Regions from separate parts of the Homo sapiens genome. Here regions 1 and 3 are each linked to region 2. Evidence: chromatin loops called from intact Hi-C (ENCODE). Cell type or tissue: PC-9. All regions are shown on one strand.

The links. Peaks named below come from ENCODE experiments on the same cell type or tissue, not always from the same donor. Only the 100,000 strongest peaks of a DNase experiment are listed, where the experiment ranks them.
Region 1: it touches region 2 in a loop (6-fold over the local background); 11 of 110 quality-filtered maps call a loop at or near these places.
Region 3: it touches region 2 in a loop (5-fold over the local background); 15 of 110 quality-filtered maps call a loop at or near these places.

Annotation. Positions count from the first base shown.
Region 1 is chr11:34,271,459-34,279,458 of GRCh38, forward strand. All of the region lies in intron 1 of ABTB2 (ankyrin repeat and BTB domain containing 2), which reads right to left. Among named protein-coding and RNA genes, the nearest start is that of ABTB2, 83 kb to the right of the region's middle. In PC-9, no CTCF peak of the experiment used is centred here; DNase peaks (open chromatin) are centred at 3,503, 4,213 and 5,933; H3K4me3 peaks cover 735 bases; H3K27ac peaks cover 3,219 bases.
Region 2 is chr11:34,191,083-34,199,082 of GRCh38, forward strand. ABTB2 (ankyrin repeat and BTB domain containing 2) reads right to left here. Exons shown (of 17, transcript NM_145804.3): 3 at 6,243-6,456. Among named protein-coding and RNA genes, the nearest start is that of NAT10, 89 kb to the left of the region's middle. RefSeq lists a silencer at 1,368-1,553 and enhancers at 2,022-2,907, 3,075-3,903. In PC-9, a CTCF peak has its summit at 3,616; DNase peaks (open chromatin) are centred at 2,109 and 3,659; H3K27ac peaks cover 2,001 bases.
Region 3 is chr11:34,340,979-34,348,978 of GRCh38, forward strand. All of the region lies in intron 1 of ABTB2 (ankyrin repeat and BTB domain containing 2), which reads right to left. Among named protein-coding and RNA genes, the nearest start is that of ABTB2, 13 kb to the right of the region's middle. In PC-9, no CTCF peak of the experiment used is centred here; DNase peaks (open chromatin) are centred at 1,093, 2,403, 4,093 and 5,723; H3K4me3 peaks cover 1,470 bases; H3K27ac peaks cover 5,750 bases.

The sequences.
Region 1 (8,000 bases), 80 kb after region 2:
CCAGGAGTGGTGGCTCATGCCTGTAATCCCAGCACTTTGGAAGGCCAAGATGGGAGGATTGCTTGAGCTCAGGAGTTTGAGACTACCCTGGGCAACACAGGGAGACTCCACCTCTACAAAAAATAATTAGCTGGGTATGGTGGCACACACCTGTGGTCCCAGCTTCTTGGGAGGCTGAGGTAGGAGGATTGCTTGGGCCCAGAAGGTTGAGGCTGAATGAGCTGTGATTGTGCCACTGCACTCCAGCTTAGGCGACAGAGTGAGACCCTATCTCAAATACATACATACATACATACATACATACATACATACATACATACATACAACTTGCCTTTGGAACCATGGAAGTCACTGTTCCCCAACTATATGCTCCTTGATGGTGGAAACATGTTGTACTTGTCCTTATATCCCTAGCATCCTGTGAGCCAAACCAGCAGAGGCTTGGACTGGCTAATGCTAGACTGTGTATGGCACCTAGCAGGGCTCTGTGCTTGCCAAGCAAACACATGGAAATCAACATTTACAGAACATCCATATACCAGGTGCTTTTTCTGATTTGATGTTTATAATAAATCTAGGTGGGTACTACCCAGTGGTCATACTACTTCTTATTGATGGTATCCAACTTATTAACCTTGCCAACCCTCAGTTTCCTCATCTGTAACTAAAGATAATGATAGTACCCACATCTTATTGGGTTGCTGTTAGGAGTAAATAAAATAATAAATGTTAAATGTTTATCACAGTGCTTGGCATACAATAAGAATTCAATACACTGTTGATTGTGGTTTGCTTTTGTTCTGACCTCTTATTTGGAAATAATTATAGAGTCACAGGAAGCTGCAAAAAAAAAAAAAAAAAAAGAATACAGAAAGGTCCTGTGTATTCTTTGCTCACTTTCCCCAGATGGTTAAATCTCACACAATTAGAGTATAATAGCAAAACTAAAAAACCATACACATTGGCAGGCCAAGCGTGGTGGCTCACGCCTGTGATCCCAGCACTTTGGGAGGCCAAGGCAGGTGGATCACGAGGTCAGGAGATTGAGACCATCCTGGCTAACACAGTGAAACCCCGTCTCTACTAAAAATACAAAAAACTAGCCAGATGTGGTGGCGGGCACCTGTAGTCCCAGCTACTCGGGAGGCTGAGGCAGGAGAATGGCGTGAACCTGGGAGGCGGAGCTTGCAGTGAGCCAAGACCACACCACTGCACTCCAGCCTGGGCGACAGAGTAAGACTCCGTCTCAAAAAAAAAAAAAAAAAAAAAAAAACCAACCAACCATACACACTGGAATAATGTTGTGTATGTATAGTTTGATATCATTTTATCGTATATATGGTTTATTTCTATAACAACTTGATAACTATCATGAGACGCAGTTCAGAGCTGTGGTTAAGTGTACAGCCTCTAATTCCAGACTGTCTGAGTTCTAAAGTTGGCATGGCCACTACTAGCTGTGTGACCTTAAGCAAATTACATAACTGCTCTGTGCCCTAGTCCCCTAATCTGTAAAAGGGAAACAACAATAATAGCGTTTCTTAAAGGCTAGGAAGATTAAATAACTTAATATATATAAAGTACTTAAACCGTCCTGACATTTAGCAAACATTCCATGATTTTTAGCTTTTTTTAAATTAAAAAAATTTTTTTAAATTTTTTGTTATAATTATGTTTACTATTTTTACTATTCCTGGGTCCCAGAAAGGGAGGGGAGTGAGGAAAATCTTGGCCTGACTTCCGCCACAGGGCTCAGGCCTTCTTTTCCTTTGGTTAATGGTTGTGATGCTTTATGGAAGTGAGCCAAGGATACACCAGGGGTCTACTTTTGTTGCTTTGTTTTGGAATAAACCCATGTTACAATTTTGAGAGAAAACTCCAGGCTGTCCAGGCCTGCTCTTGCAAGGCCCGGGGTCTCTCTGTTGGGGAACCTCGACCGACTCCAGGTTTGCTGCTTCAGAGAGTAAGCTGGCAGGGGATGCAGAAGGGATACAGTGGGCTGGTTCTACTCACTTCTCCACTGGACGAAGCCAGCATTTGACCCCAGACAACAGCATCCCCAGGCATTCTGTCTTCTGCTTAAAGACTCCTCCTCCATCTGAACTGTGGCCCCTTGATGGGCTTCATGGCTGAGTAACACTGGCAGACCTCCGAGGAGAGGGATGGAACAGGGCCTGATCTGACAACAGCCTCCCAGAGAGAAGTGACGGTGGCTACACAGTCTGGCTTCAAGGTCAAAGTTCCTAAAACCTTGCATCCCTTTATGCACTAGTACTGGGGCAACGATCTAGAAAAGTGAAAGGAACTCAGACACCTTTGACTGCATCATGGGCATCACTCTAAAGCAGGCTGGAGGGAAGGAATAACAATAATTATAACAAGTGAGACCCTGCCTCAAAAATAATGATATTTGGCCGGGCGCGGTGGCTCACGCCTGTAATCCCAGCACTTTGGGAGGCCGAGGCGGGTGGATCATGAGGTCAGGAGATCGAGACCATCCTGGCTAACAAGGTGAAACCCCGTCTCTACTAAAAATACAAAAAATTAGCCGGGCACGGTGGCGGGCGCCTGTAGTCCCAGCTACTCGGGAGGCTGAGGCAGGAGAATGGCGTGAACCCGGGAAGCGGAGCTTGCAGTGAGCCGAGATTGCGCCACTGCAGTCCGCAGTCCGGCCTGGGCGACAGAGCGAGACTCCGTCTCAAAAAAAAAAAAAAAAAAAAAAAAAAAAAAGATATTTAACTATGATAACAGCTACCAGTTACTAAGGACTTACTTTGCGTGGAAGTGCACTCGAGTCTTAGACTAATTCATGATGTGGCACTATCACCCTTTCTTACAATAAGTAAAAGAACAGAAGATGACAGAAGCCAAGGTCACAGCTAGTAAGCCACAGAGCCAGGATTCAAACCCAGGCTGACGGGCCTCCATTTTGGAGCTCTAAACCACCAGGCTGCACTCCATCACCAGAGACTGCAGTTCCTCTCACCTGGACTCTCAGTTTGCCCTTTATTAATACTATGATTCTTTCAGTTGTCTTATTTCTGGTTATAGCCGTTTTAATATGATCTTTGCATCCCTGCGTTAAGTAGTGGATTGGAATATACACACACACACACACACACGCGTGTGTGTGTATGTATATATTTTTTTCTTTTTTTTAAAGGCACACCTCAGCTGGATAACATTAAAAAAGAAAAGAAAAATACAGGTCATTTTTTCTTGGCCAAGAAGATATCATTGTGTCTAGGTGGGAGGTATGAGGTCAGACCAATGGTTCTGCAGAACCCTGTTTCAGACCTGGGATCCCATTAGGCATGCAGGTCAGCCACACAGTCTTGGCCGAGTGCAGTATTGCGCAAACGTGCCTTGAGTTTCCAATCTGGAAACATTTCCTGCTTTTCCACTTCCAGCCAGCTCTCATCCTCAGGCAGAGGTTGCCAGCCATTCCAGACTAAGCGGGGGTGATGACGTCAGTGGAGAGAACCGGACCAGCAGCCTGGATGCTCCGACTCCCGCCTGGGGCCTGAATCCTGGCCTCTGAAGGATGTTTCTGAGGTGGTAGTGACTCACCTGGGCTCCAGGCTGGCAAAGCTGCCTCGAGAGTCCTCATTCAGCTCCCTGCATCTTGACTATTTCTGAGGTAAACTGTGGGGACCTAAGCCCACACCACATTGAATCCCTTCCCCAAACCCAACAGGAAACATCAGATTCCATCATTTGTAATCTATCTGGCTTGGATCCATGACAGCATTCCTTACGCAAGCCCTGACTCCAACAGGGCTGAAGCCTGCAGGCCGAGGCTGTGCTGGGGAGTCTGAGTTACAGGCACCATTCTCCTCCCCTCCTGGAATGAGCCCTATTAATAATGGCTGAAGAAAAGCAGGTAAATGCCCCTCCTACCCCAGGGAAAAACATCCAGCCCTGCTGTAGAAGCCACACACACTTGACTTTCTCCAGAGATGTTTAGGGCAGGGGAAATGGGGGACCATGGCATGTCACATGCCTCCCCTGAATACAGGGCTCTCTTTTTTTTTTGTATCCTGCCTTAAGAGGGGGCTAAAGTAGCAAGCTGACCCTTGATATCCTGCCTAGAAATATCCACAGATGACACTGGTACCAACTGCAACCACGGTTTTTATGAGCACCCTAATCCACTACAAGTCACCTCCACTCAATGTGGATCCCGACTCCGTGCTTCCCTCGAGATCATTTTCCACCTGCTTTCACTAGCTGGTCTGACCAGTTTCCCTGGGCTACCAGGTCTAGTTAAGGGTGGTTGTTAATTATGCACAGAACACTAAGGAATAATAATACACTCTGCCAATCTTTCATGTCAAGAACACCAAAATTTTTGACTCAGAACTCCCTATGAGATAAAGCACTTATACCATTCTCATTGGGTCAGCTGGACACAGTCCTGTGATCCCACAGGTGGAAGAGGTCATGGCCCGAGAAGACAGCTGTCGTCCTGGAAGTCACACAACAGGGCCATTGCTAGACGGTAGAGAGGCTCCAATCAAGGCCACTGTCAAATACCTGAACAGAAACCTTTTCACATTTAATCCACCTACTCATTGAGCTCTCAGAAAATAGAAATGGCATTTGGGTATTACCAGTGTGGGAGGGCTTTGAATTGACAACTCAGGGGTCACAGTCTTTGTTTCTTAGGGGGGACTTCTAATGATATGCTCAAATAGAAAAAATTCAACATCAGAGAGCCATGTCACAAATCCTGGTTCACCAGTGCTGCTTGTTTGGTTAAAAAAAAAAAAAAAAGTTCTGATTCGATGTGACTAATAAGTCCCAAGACCACACTGTTGAAGGGTCCTAACCAATTTAAAAGTTTTAAAAAGCACTCAAAATAGATTGCCTTCCTTCTCCTCAAAACTTAATCAGTTATTCTTGGCTACAAATAAAACCAATACTGGTACTTACTTGAAGCTATACTTCATAATCCAGTTACTACTCTTAAGGGAAAATATTAATTCCTAAAATCCTACTTGGCTGTATATACCATGTGGAAAAAATATAGGGCCACAGAATTCTTCCCCACACACAGTCCCCACCCAGCCTGGCTCTCCCCCATCCGGGCCTGCCATTTCATCTCTGCTTTATTGGCATGCACATCTGGATTACATAAATTTCAAGTATGGGTTTCAATATTAGTACTGCTTAGGGTTACAATACTTGACAAATCTCAAATGCCAGGACGTCAAATCAAATTAGCTTGACCAGTCACAGAAGACAAGGGGAGAGAGGGATGGACGACTGGAGCACTACAACAATAAACAAGGTGCGCTGCTGATCCACTGTTCCTTGTTTAGCTGGCATGGAGGCTTCAGACGTGACCTAATAACCTCTCAGATCCAGGAGAATGCGAACCTGCAGGTCCATGTCTCCATCCCTTAGCAGAACAGTAGGTGCCCACTTGGCTGAGAAGTACGTGTGTATGTACGTATTTGAGATGGAGTCTTGCTCTCTCACCCAGGTTGGAGTGCAATGGTGTGATCCCAGCTTACTGCAATCTCCACCTCCCAGGTTCAAGTGATTCTCCTGCCTCAGCCTTCTGAGTAGCTGGGATTACAGGGACCTGCCACCCCACACAGCTAATTTTTGTATTTTTTGTAGAAACAGGGTTTCACCATGTTGGCCAGGCTGGTCTCGAACTCCTGACCTCAGGTGACCTACCCGACTCAGCCTCTCAAAGTGCTGGGATTACAGGCGTAAGCCACCGTGCCCAGCCAGAAGTATGTATTTAAAAGTTCAAATGAAACCATTTGGATGCAACCCCAGTTAATCTAGGGTCTCATAAAGAACATCTTTGAAATTTCAAATTTTACCTTTGTTACTCAAGTTCAGGTCTTAGCCCGTGGAGGTAGCTTTTGGCATGTCATGACCCTGGTATTTCAAGAGGGTGGTGGATTGGTAAGTCATGCAATTCTTCATGATAAAATCTAGGAGTGAGTGGCTACAAAAGAAGTTATCAAATACTTTTCATTTCATTTCCTAAATGTCTTATTTAAAAAAAAAAACAAACAGATTTGGCTGGGTACGGTGGCTCATGCCTGTAATCCTAGCACTTTGGGAGGCCAAGGTGGGTGGATCACTTGAGGTCAGGAGTTCCAGACCAGCCTGGCCAATATGGTGAACCCCATCTCTACAAAAATCAAAAATTAGCCAGGTGTGGTGGTCACACCTGTAATCCCAGCTACTCAGGAGGCTGAGGCAGGAGAATCGCTTGAACCCAGGAGGCAGAGCTTATAATGAGCACTGCACTCCAGCCTGGGTGACAGAGCAAGACTCTGTCTCAAAAACAAAATGAAACAAAACAACAGATTCTCTTTTTTTTTTTTTTTTTTTTTTGAGATGGAGTCGTGCTCTTGTTGCCCAGCCTGGAGTACAATGGCACAGCCTCAGCTCACTGCAACCTCCACTTCCCGGGTTCAAGCGATTGTCCTGCCTCAGCCTCCCAAGTAGCTGGGATTACAGGTGCCTGCCATCACACCTGGCTAATTTTTGTATTTTTAGTAGAGACAGGGTTTCGCTGTGTTGGCCAGGCTGGTCTCAAACTCCTGACCTTGTGATCTGCCCGCCTCGCCCTGCCAAAGTGCTGGGATTACAGGCGTGAGCCACTGCGCCTGGCTCAGATTCTCCTTTCTTAATATTCACATATCACTTGTTATAAACTTTTGCAATCTACAGAAGGAGCAGGATATAATACAAAAAAACTAAAAAAAAAAGTTAAAAAAATAAAAATAAACTTTGGGGATAATTAGATAATCTAGAATTTCTTCAGTGTTTTTCCTAGCTGCTGGGGATGTTAAAGGGAAAAAGATGCTCATGGAAATTTGATTTGGGTGCTGCTGGACTGAACAAGGTTAAGTTTGTTTCCTTACTGCAGGACTTCTCAGGGCCTTGAATATGCAAATTGCATATTATAAAATGCAAAGAAGGAAAGACAGTGCATTGCATTTTCTAAATATATTTGGCCATGGAACCTTTTCCTGTGCTACATTTTCATAGTATTCTGAGAACCACTTTGGGGATTAGTTGACCCTAAGTCCTCTGGTTAATCATTATCACCCTAATCCCTGATAGAGAAACTAAGGCTATACAATGTGCTGGCCTCCATTTTGATGCACTGAGGGAATGGCTGAGTGTCCTCACCAGTCCTTGTTAAGGCACAAGGGACAGAATCATGCCTAACTTCCCACAGTCCCCTGCAGGGCCTGTGCTTGTCAATAACACTGCTTACTTCTTTCCAGGTCTCCAAAATGTCCAACACCCGGGTAGGAGTGGGCATTTCACTGGCGCCTTCATAAGAGCTAAATCATTGCACACACAAAGCTGTGTGCTGGCATTTCCAAGTCGGAGAGACTCAGTGCCAACTTGGAAAACACTTAGGAGATGTGCTTCAGGTCAGGCTCCCCATAAACAGGCTGGGAAAGTGGCCAAAGATCCCAGCCACTGTGGAAGTGCAATGGACTCTGGAGATTACAATTAACCTCTGGGGCAGTGTAATGTCTGATAATGGCCTGCAAAAAGTACATACAGAAATGCAGCTCCATGGGTATAATGTGTCTGCACAGGTGTTTCGTTTTCTTGCTAGGGTTCTCAGTCACTGGGGAAAACTAAGCAGAAACAAACCATCCTCTTACTTCAAAATGAAACCCCAGCAAATGCATGAACTGTCCAGTTTGTGAGTGAGATAGAATGAGCATTACTAAGGTGCTATTTATTCATTAGCACCACCAGTTCCTGAAAGCTCACTACTGCCACATGCTTTGCAATGTGTTCTTTATATATTTATATTTATCTTTTTAAATAGAGATGGGGTCTTGCTATGTTGCCAAGGCTGGTCTTGAACCCCTGGCTCAAGTCATCCTTCTGCCTCAGCCTCCCAAAGTCCTGGGATTATAGGAGTGAGCTGCCATGCCCGGTCTGTTCTTTACTTTAATCCTCATTATAATCCTATAAAGAGCCTACTATTTTATTCCATT
Region 2 (8,000 bases):
TTATGGCACCCTCCTCCCCTTGGTCACCATCAGAAGCCCCAGGTGAAATGGTGGCATGCACCTATAGTCCCAGCTACTTGGGAGGCTGAGGTGGGAGGATCACTTGCACCCAGGAGTTCAAGGCTGCAGTGAACCATGATTGCACCACTGCATTCCAGCCTGGGTGACAGAGTGAGCCAGTCTCTTAAAGAGAAAAAAAGCCCCAGGTGTGCGTTTCCAACAAAGTGGCTGGAACCCAGAGCACTGACACGTTCGCTGGCTCCAGCTCTTTGAAATTCTGTCTAGCCTGATACGGAACAGGGAAGCCAAGAGCTGGGCCAGACACACATTTATCGTCTACCAGGATCTCACCTGGACAAGAGCTTCAACCTCTGAGCAGGTCCTGCTAGCCCTAGCAAAAAGAGCTCTATGTGAGTTGGAGAACAAGATTAGTATAACATCAGCACCCTGGTCTCGTCTCTCCTGAACCTGTCTGGGGGTGCAGAACTACATATCAGACTTCTCCAGGGCAGACCTTTATAGGAGCATCAAGACAAGCAGCATGGGAGGGGCTTCCTGGACCCTCTGCTGCCCTTATTCTTAGAAGGGTTCAGGCCCCAAGAAGGGAAGTGTGGGAAGAAGGACAAATAAAACCCAGCCAATCACAAATAGCTGCACCAATGGGGGCAGGACCTTCTCAGCCACAAGCTCAGCCCTGTGTGTCTTGGCCAACAAGGTCCGCCCACTTCTGTGCTCCATCCTGCACAACAGTGCCCGTGTTCCCTTGCTCTGCTCCTCCCCATCGCCGGTCTCTCTGGGGTGCCTTGCTGCCTCTAGCCACTTGGACTCTGTATATGCTGCTCCCCTGCCTGATACAAACCATCGTGCTGATAATCATAAGAACAGATACTCAGTGTGTCCTAGGCCCTGTTCTAAAAGTATGTAGTGAGCAGGTGCAGTGGCTCATGGCTATAATCCCAGCACTTTGGGAGGCCAAGGCAGGAGGGTCCCTTGAGCCCAGGATTTTGAGACCAACCTGGGCAACATGGTGGGACCCCATTTCTACAAAAATTTTTTAAAAGTTAGCCAGGTGTGGTGGGGCACATCTGTGGTCCCAGCTACTGGGGGGGCTGAGGTGGGAGGATTGCATGAGCCCAGGATGTCAAAGAGGCAGTGAGCTGAGATTGTGCCACTGCACTCCAGCCTGGGAGACAGAGCAAGACCCTGTTTCCAAGAAAACCCCCCAAATATGTTAACTCATTGGGTCCGCATACCTTACAGATGATTAAGAGCCTTGAAGAGGTTAAATGACTGGTTGAAGGTTATAAAAAGTGGCAAGGTAGATCTCAAATGCACGCCTTTGAATAGCAGGGCCCTCCTCAGATGGGGCTATTCTGGCTGGCTACGAAGTCATGACACCAGAGGTTTCTAGGCCCGACCCCCAATCAGAACTCTGGGAAGGGTTCCACACTCCTCCTGTTTTCATGTCCTGGATACCAGCAGGCTCCAAGCCTTCTGAGTGTGCCACCCTCCACAGAGGCGGAGACGTGCTGTGCAGGGCTGGGGAGAACGAGGCAAGAGGCCAGGATCTGAGGCTTAGCAAGCGGACCGCTCTGTGGACCAGTGGCCCTCTGCCATTCCCACTCTCTCTGCCTGGCCACTCCTCAAGGGTCTGGCTTCTTTGCTGCTGCTCACAGTAGATGCAGTCTGGAAGGGTGCCTGGGGGACCCCAAACCCTCCAGCAGCCCAGGTTCTGATGTGGAGAAATGGTCACCTCCTGTCGACCTCAGGCCCTCTGCACCTCTGACTGCATGTCTCCCTCTGTCTCCTCTACTTGATGACGCTGCCTTCCAGCAATTTGCTGGCAAGCGGGCGGCCCTCTTGCCTTCCTACGTGTCTGCGTAGTCTTTATCCTTACTGCCCCAGACCTCTCATTCCCCAGAAGGGTGATGGCTGAGGAGGTATATCCTCTGCCAAAGATTCTGTTCCAGCTAGCCCATCCCTCTGCCCCCAGGCACAACCAGCAAGGGCCACATCTAACCAGATGGTTGTCCTTTCTCCTCCAGACCTCAGAGGAAGGAGGCTCCCGATCTCCCTGGGCAACCTGGATCCCTGACAAGAGGCTCTTTCACTTTCTAAGCTTGATCTCCGGTGATGACACACCCTGCAGGGCAGCAGCTGTGACTAATTCTGTGTTTTAGACTCTGCCTTGTGCCTGGCTGGTGCCTGGGATGCAAAGCTGCCAGTGAGAAAGGCACCCTGGAAGGGTGCAGGGAGGCTCCAGCTGCAGAGCTTTCCCAGGATAGTGAGGGGGTGGGGCTGGAATGGCCCCAGAGAAGGTGGCCCCAAAGGCCAGGGCCCACCCAGCATGCCTCAGTGCTGTAGGATCAGGTCTCAGCAGCCAGCTGGGAAAGCCACAGCCTGGCACAGGGAAAGGCAAAGGCCTTGAGGTGAGAGAGACCTCAGGTTTGAATCCTGGCCTCGCCACTTATCAGCCAGGTACCCCGCGGCCTCCTGTACTCACTTGTGAAACGGAGGTAATGATAGCACCAAACTTGCTGAAGTTCTTTGGGCCTAGAAGTAGGTAGAAATGGGCTTTAAAAGAAGGGCGTATGTTATCTGACTTTGTCCTACCGGATAGAATTACTTAGCCCCATTTTACAGGTGAGGAGCCTAAGGCATGGAAGGGCCCTCTGAGCCCAGGCCTCTGCCCCAAAGCCTGTACTGTTTCTTGATGCACCAGGCTCACTGCAGGAGTAGATGAAAGGAGGTTAGAGGCTTCTCATTCCCTGCAAGGCTGCCCGCTCACCACTCTGAGTTCCTGCTGCTTCTGCCCCTCCCTCCTCCCACTGTCTCTTCTCCCAAACCAGAGCAGAGAGCTCTGGGGAGAAGGCCCCTTACGGAAAGATGTGAAGTCCCCACCAAACACTGCAGAAGCAGCAGGTGGCTTAGCAGGGAATGCCACAGTGAGCTCCACACAAAAGAGATGAACACACGTCCCTTCCCTTTGTCGCCATGGATGTGGTCACACATAGCCCCTAATTGAAGGAATCAGGGTACCTTTCTTTAAAGCAGAAATATGAGGACAGACTTGAGTGGTTCCATCAATGATGTCATGCTGCCAAACCCATATCACCAAACTGAGCTCCCTCTCCCATGTGTGCAAGGCAGTAGAGGAGGTCACTTAATCCCAAACAAACCCAGAGAGCCACCAATCCCCAAACAGACAGTCTCTACAGCCAGACAACCACGGTCACATTGAAATCAGGGGCTCCGTCCAATTCTGGCTGGGTGAACTCAGTCCGCCATGCTTCCAGGTGGGACAGAGGACGGGGCTTCAGGAGGATGAAGTGGAGCAAGAGACAGACGTCGCACATCCCCAAACTCACAAAAGCAAAGCTCTGCCACTCTGGAACCCTAGCAAACTCCAGCTACTATTTGCATCAGGAGAGGTTTTCCCCAGAGCTCTGGTGAGGGTATCAGGGTGCTGGGGCCTTGATGGGACATTGGCCCAGCCCAGCCTGCAGTAATGCTGTAAGCTCAGCGCTCCCAGGAAGGATCCCCACAGCCTCCAGGGCCTTCCCTGTCAGTGAGCCAGAGGGCAGCAGATCTGCTCAGCGACAGGAGCCAGGCCACCAGGGCGCCGTCGGGCTGTTGGCTCCCTCAGGTATTTTTAGGGTTGTCCTCCTTTCTGTGTCATAACTTAAAAATTTGGTTTTTTTTTTTTTTTCCTAATGGGGGTTCCAATTCCCCATGTGTCTGATATTCATTTGAAATGATTCATGGAAAAATATCTTTGCTACCAAATTATTTGTGCTACAGATAGTGCGGTTTTTAAATAAATGGCTACGTAAACACATGCACGTGTGTCTACTACCATGCAAGCTCAGCTATTATAACCACATAGGGCTGTGCAACTCAGATCATGAAGAAACCCTGATGCTGTGTATTAGAGTACAGGGGGCTGGGAACCCTCCTGGGGGAAAGCCACAGGACATGACAAAGATGCCCGGCGGGGGGGGGGAGTGGGGGCGGGAGAAAGTGCCAGCAGAGGAATGACTGCCCCTGGGCCTATAGCCATGACAGCCTGAGGGCCCAGCAGCCAGGGCAACAGGCCTGAAGAAGGCGCCTGTCCTCCCAGTCACCTTTGTGTGAATGACCCGGCCTCAGCCCAGCACCTTACCAAACAGCAAGCAAGCCTCCTGCCTCTTCCTCCCAGATATCTTCCCTGCTCTTTTTCCTTCCCAGCTGACTCCTTCAACCACAACACTTTTCCACAAAGCAGGAACAGCTGGGGCTTAGGGCCTATGCTTTGGCCCCAGCTCCCGCCAAAGGTGTCTTTCAGGATGCCCAGGGCTCCACCTGCAGCCTTCTTGCTGTGTCAGGCCCAGGGTGGCCCTCCTCAGACTTGCATTTGCCCTCCAACTCCCAGAGAAGTAAAACAATGATGACATAAGGATACTAGTACTGATAACAGCAATGGTACCATTTACTGGGACCCTACTATGCGTGTACTGGGCCACTGCTGTTTTATATTCCTCTTAGTGACAGGAGGTACAGTGTAGTGGTTATGAGCCTGTGTCGTGGGGCCAGTTAGTCTCTCCAAGCCTCCACTTACTCATCTGTAAATGGGGCTCTGAAGAACACCTCTTTCTTGGTAGTGTGTGAATTAACTGAGCATCCGCCTGCAAACTGCTCAGCACAGTGCCTAGCACATAGTAAACACTCAGTAAATCCACCTTAGTGCCTTTGTTTTCTGGGGCACTGAGGAAGCAGACCTGGCTGTGGAGCCAGCTGTGGATCACAGAGCTGATGAGACTCAATGCCCCCCAAAGACAGCGGACAGCCAGGCAAGGGGACTGCAGAGCCCCTGGGACTTCCAATATTGAGGTCTCAGATCGTCTCCCTCCAGGTGGGGCACTGAGGCCCGTGGGCTCTGCCTTTCCTGGGCTTCACTGAGTGGTGAAATGTGTGTGGATGGGGCTTCCTAAACTGAGTGCAAGCCTTTCCCACTTCCTGGACCCTCAAACCCACAACTCTTGAGCCCATGGACAGACCTTACCTTAAGTGGCCAAGCAGTGGCCTCCATGTGAGGCTCATGCCAGCATATACAATGTTTGGTACGAGTTATAAAAAAAATATTATATTTTCCAGGTAGAAAATTTCAAAAGGCAGCCCTCAGAGAAAACCCATTAGAAAAGGTATCCTAAGACCGGGCGCGGTGGCTCACGCCTGTAATCCCAGCACTTTGGGAGGCCAAGGCGCGTGGATCACGAGATCAGGAGATCGAGACCATCCTTGCTAACACAGTGCAACCCCGTCTCTACTAAAAATACAAAAAAATTAGCCAGGCGTGGTGGCGGGCACCTGTAGTCCCAGCTACTCGGGAGGCTGAGGCAGGAGAATGGCGTGAACCTTGGAGGTGGAGCTTGCAGTGAGCCAAGATTGTGCCATTGCACTCCAGCCTGGGCAATAGAGCAAGACTCCGTCTAAAAAAAAAAGAAAAGGTATCCTGTCCTCAGGCTGACATGGCCCCACGTGCATCCCCTACTCATGCCCCTCATTGGGTTCTGTTGTGCAGTATACAACCTGCACATCTGTTCTTTGCAGCCTTGCTCCCAGCTAGGAAAGTGTTGGGACCCTCTAGTGAAAGTACCTGACTAGAAGCCCACAGGCTTGGGTCCAGGGGCTATTCAACCACTAACCTGCTGGAGATCAGAGAGCTGCCAGGGCCAGGATAGTCTCCTGTGTTAAATGAATGGATGGGGCAAAACACACCCAGGACCCCTCATAACAATGACGGCAGCAATGATCATTTGATCACTTTTGAATGGGATAAACCCATGAAAAGAGGTGACAGCTACCACTGGCCAAGGGCCAGTTCCCACCTAGCCCCCATCCTACATGCTTTTACTCAGAGCACTAACCTTTCTAGGTGGGTGTGACTATCTCATTTTATAACAAGGCAGCTGAATTTCAGAGAGCCCAGTGAGCTCATGCCAGACTGGGCACAGAGGCAGAAGCACACGTTCTGAGCCTCAGTGGCCCCATGCTGCATCAGCTCAGAGGAAAAAAAAATCCCACTGCACACCAGTGCAGGCCTTCATCCATCGGAATTCCTGGGCCACCTCCTCACAGGCATAGCACAGTTCCAGGGCCCCTTCCTCGCCCTGTTGGTCAGTCGTCAGTCAGTGTCAGTCAGTCGGTCAATGCACGTTTGGGAGCACGTCCCACCAGGTGCTCAGCCCAAGGAAGATCCCTACCGTTCATTGTTCAAGGTCATTCTCGGGGGGTCCAGGTTGGGGTTCTCCATGGACTCCATCTGTGGACACCGCAGAAAGTAGTAGAGCGTGTGGAGGGCGTCGGGGGACCAAGTGATGGGCTGTGGCGGCTGGCGGGCCTGGCGGGCAGGGCTGGCACCCGGGCACAGGGGGTGACGCCCCTGCATGTGGTGCATGGCACGGGAGACCAAGTCACCTGGTGGGGGGCGGGGAGGGCAGAGGGGAGGAAGAGAAAAAAAGAAGACAAAGTCTGAGTTCACAGCCTGCATTCTTCCAAGGATGTTCCTGGCTGAAGCTCCCTTGCCTTAGTGCATAATTACTGTTTGCCCTGCAGCCAACAGGCGGAGGTGGAAACTGTCACCTAGATGCACAATAGCAATTTCGTTTCCCTTTCATTTCACTCTTGCTGAATTAAATACTTGGCAGGGCCTGTCTCCTCCAGAACTTAGGGTAATTTGGTTTCTTTTTTGACATCCCCACTCTCTCCACCACCCTCATGGGCCTCTCCCCAGATCTTTGACCAAGGGAATCTCTCTGGGTCTCTCTTCCCAGCCTCTACCAGCCAGGGCCAGGCTCTGTGGCAATTCTCCCCTGCACTGTCTTGTACAAAACCCAAAGTATTTCAGCGGAGAAGGTCCCTCTGTCTCAGCACCAATTACAACCACCAACACCACCATCATCACCTGTTGAGGACTCACTATGTACAAAGTATGCAATTCCCCAGAAATATGATTTAATTTGATCCTTACAGTGCTAGGGGGTATTATTCCCATTTTACAGATGAAGAACTTGAGGCTTATGGCTGGGCACAGTGGCTCACGCTGTAATCCCAAGCCCTTGGGGAGGCCGAGGCAGGTGGATCACTTTAGGCCAGGAGTTTGAGACCAGCCTGGCCAACATGGTGAAACCCTGTCTCTACTTAAAATACAAAAAATAGTCAGGGATAGTGGCAGGCGCCTGTAGTCCCAGCTACTCGGGACGCTGAGGCAGGAGAATCGCTTTAACCTGGGAGGCGGAGGTGGCAGTGAGCAGAGATCGTGCCACCACACTCCAGTCTGGGTGACTGGTGACAGTGAGACTTTGTCTCAAAAAAACAAACAAACAACAACAACAAAAAAAAACAAAAACTTGAGGCTTATCTGATAAACATTTCCTGACCCCATATATTCATTCTCCTGGCCACAGGGACACCTCAGAGCCCACAGGTTGAGTTAACCAGCCATGGCTGTGTGGCTAGAAAATGGTAGTCTAGACTTGAATTCATGTCTGTTCGACTCCAAAGTCCATGGACTTCACTGTGAGCTGGGCTGCAGCCTGCCCTGCTGGAGTCTGTGGGATCCTTAGGTCCCCATATCCTGTGATGTGTTTCTACTTAAGTATTTTCAATATCTCACCAGCCCCAGACAGGAAACGGCTCATCATTGTGTGAGGCCACAATGCTGAGAAAGGATGGGCTGAAGGAGCCCTGGCACCTGCAGGCACCTCCGCTCTAAGAAAAGCAGCTCCTTCGGGGTCAGCTTCAGCCTCACCCCTGGCCATTCCTTAGAGAGAGCCCTTCAACAGGCGGGCACGGCTAACCTTAAGGTGGAAGAAATGAACAGGTTTTAATTTGGCCGGTGAAGTGCCATGAAATGCATGGCAGAACCAGTTCATTCATTTACTCAATTAACCTTCATGCTGCTTCTGGGAATCTGGTGTTCTGTTCCGTTGTGTCCCAGAGCCCTGCACAGGGTCTGTTAC
Region 3 (8,000 bases), 150 kb after region 2:
GTGGCAGTGATGGTAGCAATAGCACTCCCTAAAGCCCCTTCCATCATCTTGAAATCAGCAACAGTATCTACCTCTGCGGGATACTGTGTGGCTCAAAGAAGAAAATGCAGGTAAAACATTGTAACACATCTAAGTTCTTACTGTGTGCCAAGCCTTATGCTAACTGTTTTATATACATTTTGTTATTTTGTTTAAATAGTCACATCATCCCTGGGAGGTATTTTTTAAAACACCATTTTGCTGAGGAGGAAACAACTTGAGAGGGGCTAAGTGACTTGCCTGAGGCCACGCAGCTTGGAAATGATAAAACCCGACCTTGTGTCAAGGGTCCAGAGGTTAGAGCCACAAGAACCAATGGCCTTAATCTCCATTTCCATGAATCTTCTTGTTTCTGCAAACAGAGGGCTTCTGAGAAGCTGGGGAATGGTTGAAATTTTTAGACCTGTGAAAACCCAGAAAGCTGGCCCCAAGCGACCCACCACTGACCCACTCTAATGGCTGTATTGTTGCACAGAACTGTCTGCGATGATGGAAATGTTCTATATCTGCATTGTCCAATATGGTAGCCACTAGCCACATATGACGAGGGAGCACAAGAAATGTGACTTGCATGACTGAGGAAATGGTTTTTTTTAACCTTATCGAATTTGAATACATTTAAATATACACCTGTGGCAAGTGGCTGCCGTATTGAACAGAGCAGCTCTGTGGCTCCTCTCACTCACAGCTTGTCAGGTCTCCTGGGCACCACAAGATGGAAGTTCTACAAAAACTCATGAGTTCCCAGGCCAGGCCTCAGTGTGAACGGAAAAATAAAACAAATTTTTCTTACTCCCAAGCAAATGCCATTGCTCTGATCTTGGAACGTTTTCAGCTGGAAGAGAGAAATGGCCATTTCCAAAACAAATGACCTCTCCCCATTTTCCTCCCTTTAAGGAAAAAGATTAAACGTGTAAAGGGTCCCCCATTAAATTACTTAGGAAAGGTTGCCACATTTTCTGGTGACAAATGCCTTTGGCTTATGATGACACAAGGACTCAAACACGGTAGAAAGAAAAAGCCAGAAGGGTAAACAAGAAGAGGTCCCACACTCTCCAAGGTATCATAAATCAAGGAAATAGACTCAAGGAGCTAACAGCTTCCAAACATTCTTCCTCTTGAGCTATTTTAAGCAACCAATACACACAACCTTTCAGAGGCAATTTCATTCACACTAACAGAAGAGAAACAATGTGCTTCATACGGTATTATCTTTAAACACGCAGAGAAACAAATACCTACCCCACAGTTCTCAGGCGCAGCTGGCTGGCCACCCTACTGGGCAATGTTACTATTTTCAGGCCCCCAGTGGCTCAGTTGTTGAGATGCAGTGAGGGATGCTTTGGCCTTGCTTCAGTTCCTCTTGTCCTCTTGGGCCAACCCATTCATTTCTTTGCTCAGGAAATCACTGCATGTGCTTCGTCCCCACCCAGGCCACTCCTGAGGACAGGAGGCCACAGGGCAAATGAGGACTTCAGAGCTCAAAGAGCCCGGCTGTGTCATTGACTAGCTATGTCACCTGAACTTCTCTGAGCTTGTTTTTCAGCAGCAAAATGGGAGTAAGAGTATATATGATGGTAAGAATCACATGATATAATACATGTGAAGCACATGGGCCGGGGTCTGGTGCTTCGTAAAAGTTTGACCCACGGTAGGTCTGTGCTGGGTATCAGAGTTGAGAATTCAGTCTCTTGGCTTCTCTGGCTGGGGAGGGAACACACATGGTTGAAGAGTAGAGAATCAGGGGTAAGACTGCCTGGACCACCACTTATTACCTGCATGACCGTGAGCAAGCTACCAAACCTCTCTGTGACTTTGTTTCTTCATCTTAAAGATGGGAATCACAGTATTCACTTCATTTACCAGTGGGGCAAATAACATCTTATGGTGTCACTCCCATTTCATTTATTTATTTATTTATTTATTTATTTATTTATTTATTTATTCGTTCATTCATTCATTCATTTTTTGAGATGGAGTCTCACTCTGTCACCCAGGCTGGAGGGCAGTGGTGCGATCTTGGCTCACTGCAACCTCCGCATCCTGAGTTCAAGCAATCCTGCTGCCTCAGCCTCCCGAGTAGCTGGGATTACAGGTGTGCGCCAGCACTCTGGGCTAATATGTTGCTCCCATTTTAGATCTAGCCATGCCCTTTCCATGTAAACCTAACAGTTCAAGCTTCTCTTGAGTGTTCTTTGGTGATCCCTCTAGATGAGTTAGCCAAAGCTGCTGTGGCTGTGAAATGAAGGAAAGTCACCATCCTAGGTGGGGCGAAAAGACATACTCCAGAACAAGGATGCTTTTACCACTAATAATAGTTAATGTCTGCATCCTCACTACATACCAGGCTCTCCCAGGAATGCTACCCACATGGTCTGGGCCCCATGCCAGACCATTTATTTCAGAATATCTGGAGGTAGGGCCTTAAGACAGACAGACAGACACACACACACATACACACACTTTTTTTCTTTTGAGACAGAGTCTCGCTCTGTTGCTCAGGCTGGAGTGTGGTGGTGTGATCTGCGCTCACTGCAACCTCTGCCTCCCAGGGTCAGGTAGTTCTCCTGTCTCAGTCTCCCGAGTAGCTGGGATTACAGGCGCCTGCCACCACACCGCCTCATTTCTGTATTTTTAGTAGAGACAGGGTTTCACCAAGTTGGCCAGGCTGGTCTCGAACTCCTGGCCTCAGGTGATCTGCCTGCCTTGGCCTCCCAAAGCGTTGGGATTACAGGCTTGAGCCACCATGCCTGGCTGACACTTTTATTTTTAAGCTATCCAGATAATACTAACGTGAATCTAGGATTGAAAACCACTGAAACAACAACCCTATCAGCTAGGAACTATGGCAACCCCATTTAACAGAAGAGGAAAACTGAGGGCAGAGACCTCAGCTATCTAGCTGGCAATCAGACAGTGACAACTCCTTCAGACCCCATCTCTTAGCCAGGCTTTGCACCCTGCCCCTCCTGAGCAGCCGAGGTCAAAGCATCCAACAGGCGGTTGGATACTCCCAAACCATTCGGACACCACTCCAGGCCCCATGCCTTCTCAAGCCACCTAAGAGCGTTCTTTTTCCGGCCAAATTTCAGACCCACACTTGACCTCCAGGAATCCAAAGCTGCCTGAAAAATGGAGTCTTGCTTTCCCAGAATTGAAGGACACAGACGCAAAGTCACAATGATCCACAGAACAATTGGACTAATTAAACAGCCCCCATTTTAATGACAGGAAACAACAGAGTTGATGATCTTTATTAAAGGCTGCTGGCTGCCTACAAAGAAGCTGGAAAGCAAAATTCAGGGGCTTTTATGGCCATCAGCCAAAGATCGTAAGACTGAAAATTAAATCTCTATTGTCTGAGTCTCTATGCAGCCCTGCTATACTGAGCCCACCCTCTGGAAGGGCAAAGAAGGGCAATATTTCAATCCATCATATGACTAATGAAGTTCAAGGTGGCCTGTCTCCCAGCCAACTTCCTATTTGTTTTTCGGAGACAGGGTCTCACTCTGTTGCCCAGGCTGGAGTGCATGCAGTGGTGTGATACCGGCTTACTGCAACCTCTGCCTCCTGGGCTCAAGCAATCCTCTCACCTCAGCCTCCCAAGTAGCTGGGGCCACAGATGTGCACCATTATACCTGGCTAGTTTTTGTATTTTTTTGTAGAAACGGGGTTTCACCGTGTTGCCCGGTCTGATCTCGAACTCCTGGACTCAAGCCATCCACCTGCCTCAGCCTCCTAAGGTGCTAGGATTACAGGTGTGAGTCACTGTGCCCGGCCCAACCTATTTGATATCTGTATGTGATTTGAGACAGACAACTAAAACCGCACTAGGATCTTTGGTGCAGTCCTGCTTCTTCCATACACAGCTTTCCCCACTTCAGTCAATGGCCACTCCCTCCTTCCAGGGCTCAGACCATAGCAACTTGGTGTCATCCTTGATTCCTCTCTCATACCTCACACATCCAAGCTGTTGGCAAGTGCCAGTGGCTGGTCCCGCTGCGTCCACACTTGATACTAAAGTCAATTTCCAACACAATAGAGAGAGTGACCTTGTGGAAATACAAATCAGATCAAGTCACTCTGTGCTTGAGTCCCTCCAATGCTTTTCAGCTTACTCAGAACTAAAAGCCAATGAATTATTACCCAATGGCCTACCCCACTAACCACCCCACCATTTCCTCTCCAACCACATCTCCTGCTACACTCGCCCCAGCCGCACGGAAGGAGCTTCTCCTTGGTGGCTCCTTGAACCCACCAGGAATGCTTGCTATTCCCTCTGCCTAGAGCTGTCTTCTCCAGCCAGGCTGGCCTCAGGTGATTCCCCTCACTCTGCCTCATTATCCACAGGGCCTGCACCCTGCCCTCCTTCAGGCCCCTTTTATTCATTTGTTGCATCACCAGCTCCTGGAACAGTGCCCAGCACACAGTCCTCAATAAATATTTGTTGGGTGAACAAACGGATGTAACCCAAACAGAACTCCTGGCCTCTCCCCTACACAGTCCTCAGACTCCCCACCCCCGCCATCATCATTTGTCTCCTCAAAGACCAGTGTGGTAGAAAACACTACTTAGAATACTTTACAAGCACCCACTGGACAGGTGGGGGACATTGCGATGCCTTCTCAGAGGCAGCCCTACCCCTGAGGCCTTCTCACCTGCTACTGAATTGGGTCCCAGCATAGTCCTGGCCTGCCCAGCTGGTACTCAAGTGGATTAAGTCCAGAAGAACAGCTGCAAGCAACTTGCTTCCAAATTGTGTCCCCATGTACAACTTTAATTACCCGGCTGCTGAGATGGGCTGAAGAAGAAACAACCAGGTCCCTGGCTTTCACAAAAGCAACTCTTTTTTTGCCATATGTTCTGCCTCTCCAGAAGATTTCATCAATTTTCAACTTGGGATTTGACGGGTAGATGGGCCGGTTGGGGAAGAGAAACAGGCAAGCCACCCCATTTCCCCAGCCTCTCATACTGACCTGCCCAAGCCCTATTCAAGCTATGTGACTGTGAAGTACATCAGGGTTCAGAGCCTGTATACCTCGGAGCATGGAGCTCCATGTCTCGGCCTTCAGCATTCCTGGCAGCCTGTCATCCTCAGTTACTCTCATTTTCCCTCCTCTTTGAAACACCGGCCCTGCCAATGGCAACAAACAGCATTTAAAAATATCCTGCTGGATTATACAGCTCTGCCTTTGAAATTCCTCACAATGCCTGTCTCTGTCCCACATCGTATAAAGAAGGGTGTAGCATATTTAATTTTTTTTTTCTAGCTGCTCCCCTGCTATAAATATCCAAGTCTGGGTAGGCGGGCTTCAAGCACATGCTATATGAAGTCACCTCGGAGCTGGATCTCACCACAGTGCCGGCCTGCCAGGACCTGGATGCAGCTGTCAAGCACTGAAGCATGAGGTCGGCCAAAAGCATGTAGCACTCATCTTTCTGGGGAAAGGGGCACAGGAAAACCCTGAGTACAGTAATCACAATTAATCTTAATATTAAAAAGACAGTGTCCAGCCCTATTACCAAGCCAGGTCTTCAAAGAGCTCGTCCAGCACCATCCTGGGTGTTTCTTTCCCAAGGATACTAATTACAGCGCTCGACCTTAGGAAAATGACTGCACAGTGTCCATGTGGGGTCTAGAAACACTATCAGAGACAGAAAAGCCCTTGGGGAATCTAGTCTGACCTCTCCACACCACAGATAAGGAAACAGAGATCCAAGAGATGGAATGATTCATGCCAGGTCACAGACGGGGCAAGCTCCACCCCAGAATTTTCTGGATCCAAATCCTCATAGCTCTGTACTGGATTGTTCCGGATGCTTGTGCACGTACACCCACTTGGTGTGTGAGCCTCAGGCTTGTGTTTATTAATAGCTCTCCTCACAGCAAATACTAATTTTCATATTTTAAAATGTACAGACTAAAAAAAGTTGTAAAGGTTTCAATAAAAGCTTGGCCTCAACTGTAGGGAGGGTTTTCGTGCACTGAGAGGCCCATTTCAACCTCTTTGAGGTCCAGTTTAATGTCTCCTCAACTCTAACCTTGTATGTCCAGGCTTCCAAGTTTAGTTTTCTTGTTTAATTTTTCCATCATGGGCCTGACTCTCCTCAGCTTACTTTTAGAAAGCAAACCATGGGCCGGGCATGGTGGCTCATGCCTGTAATCCCAGCACTTTGGGAGGCCACGGCGGGCAGATCGCTTGAGGTCAGGAGTTCGAGACCAGCCTGGCCAACATGGTGAAACCCTGTCTCTACTAAAAATATGAAAATTAGCCAGGTGTGGTGGTGCCTGCCTATAATCTCAGCTAACTGAGAGGCTGAGGCAGAAGAATTGCTTGAACCTGGAAGGAGGAGGCTGCAGTGAGCTGAGATCGCAGCACTGCACTCCAACCTGGGTGACAGAGTGAGACTTTGTGTCAAAAAAATAATAATAAAAATAAAGAAAGAAAGGAAACTGTGGGCCTCAAGTCACTAACTACAAATGACTGTGTATGTATTTTTGCAATATGTTCATGAAGTTTATCTTTGTCAAGTGACAAGAAAATTCCTTCCCTTCATAACACTGGAGTCCGGAAAAAGACCGACACCTGAGTTATTAGCTAAGCCATTGATGACCTATCACATTTTATTATTATCAGCAGAATTCAGCTGCACCTTAGGGACTCCAATTCAGAAGACAATTAGCTATAAGGTGGTTCCACAATATTAAGCATTTAATATGCTTGAAATCTTTATTATCAATGCTCTGGAAACACATTAACTAAGAATTAAAATGTCAGCATCTCTGAGAATTGAGCTTTTATTGTCCAAAATAATAAACCCTAAACTGGAAGTCGAATATCGTATACATCAGTCGGACTTAACACCGAAAAAAAAAAGTTCTGGGACCATCTTCTCTCACCCTGTTTTATGCTCCACGATTAAGAATCCTGCTTTGGCAAGAGTCGATCCAATGGCCTCGTTTAACACATTTGCCAGTCTTGACCTTCATTCTGTACTGGGATTGCTTTGGCCTGTAATGCTACATTCAGGGCCACGGAAGAAATGCAAAGTCAGAGCCAAATTCAACAAGAAAAGAAGGGTTGATAGAAGCCTTGTTCTTCAACCCCTCACAACCCAAGTTTGCTCAGTTAAGGTCTTCTTTTAATGCTTTTACTGCTAGGACAGCAGACGGGTGCATTTTTGAGGTCAAGCTTTCAATCACCAAGAGGAGTAATTGGAGGTCTGGGGCCATGGTTAAGATGAGCTAGGGAGAAGACACACTCAATTTCTGAATTATGAAAATAAGTTTTGGAAAACTCTCATCCTGTACTCTGGCAGGCTTCTTAACATCTGGATAAAAGATGTGGGAAAGCTTTCCTTTTTCCTGTGTTATCTCCACTGTTCCTGCTTGTCATGTATCTGAACCTTCCACCCAAACAGGAGAACTTGCTGTTCTCCAACACATATGCGTTGGCTTCCAGGTCTTTGCTCACACTGTTCCCTCTGCCTGGAAGCCTCTGGGGGCTCTGCATCCCCTCCCATCTCCGCAGTCGCAGCTCTACCTGCCCAAATCACTGGCACACCTGCCACATCCTCCACAAAGAAACCCTGACTTCCTTCCACCCAGACAGCCAGGAGTCATCTCTTCCCTTTAAGCTTTCTAATCACCAGAAGCTTTAAGGTCCCCAACTATGGGATGGAAGTTATATCTACCTTCCAGAGGAGCTGGGAGGATTAAATGAAACAGCTCCTGAAAAGCACCCGCAATGGGGAACCAGCAATGAAGACTAGACAGTGGAGTCTATCGCCATTGCTCCCCTCTTTGTTTGAAGGTGGTCACTATAAACTTCTTTGTAACTATCTGTATATATGCTTTGCTTTCCCTACTAGATTCTAAACACTTCTAAACTCAAAACAGTCAAGATTCTTGTCCCTTGCTAATCTGTCTCCATTGCCTTGGATGTAGCTGGCACTCAGTG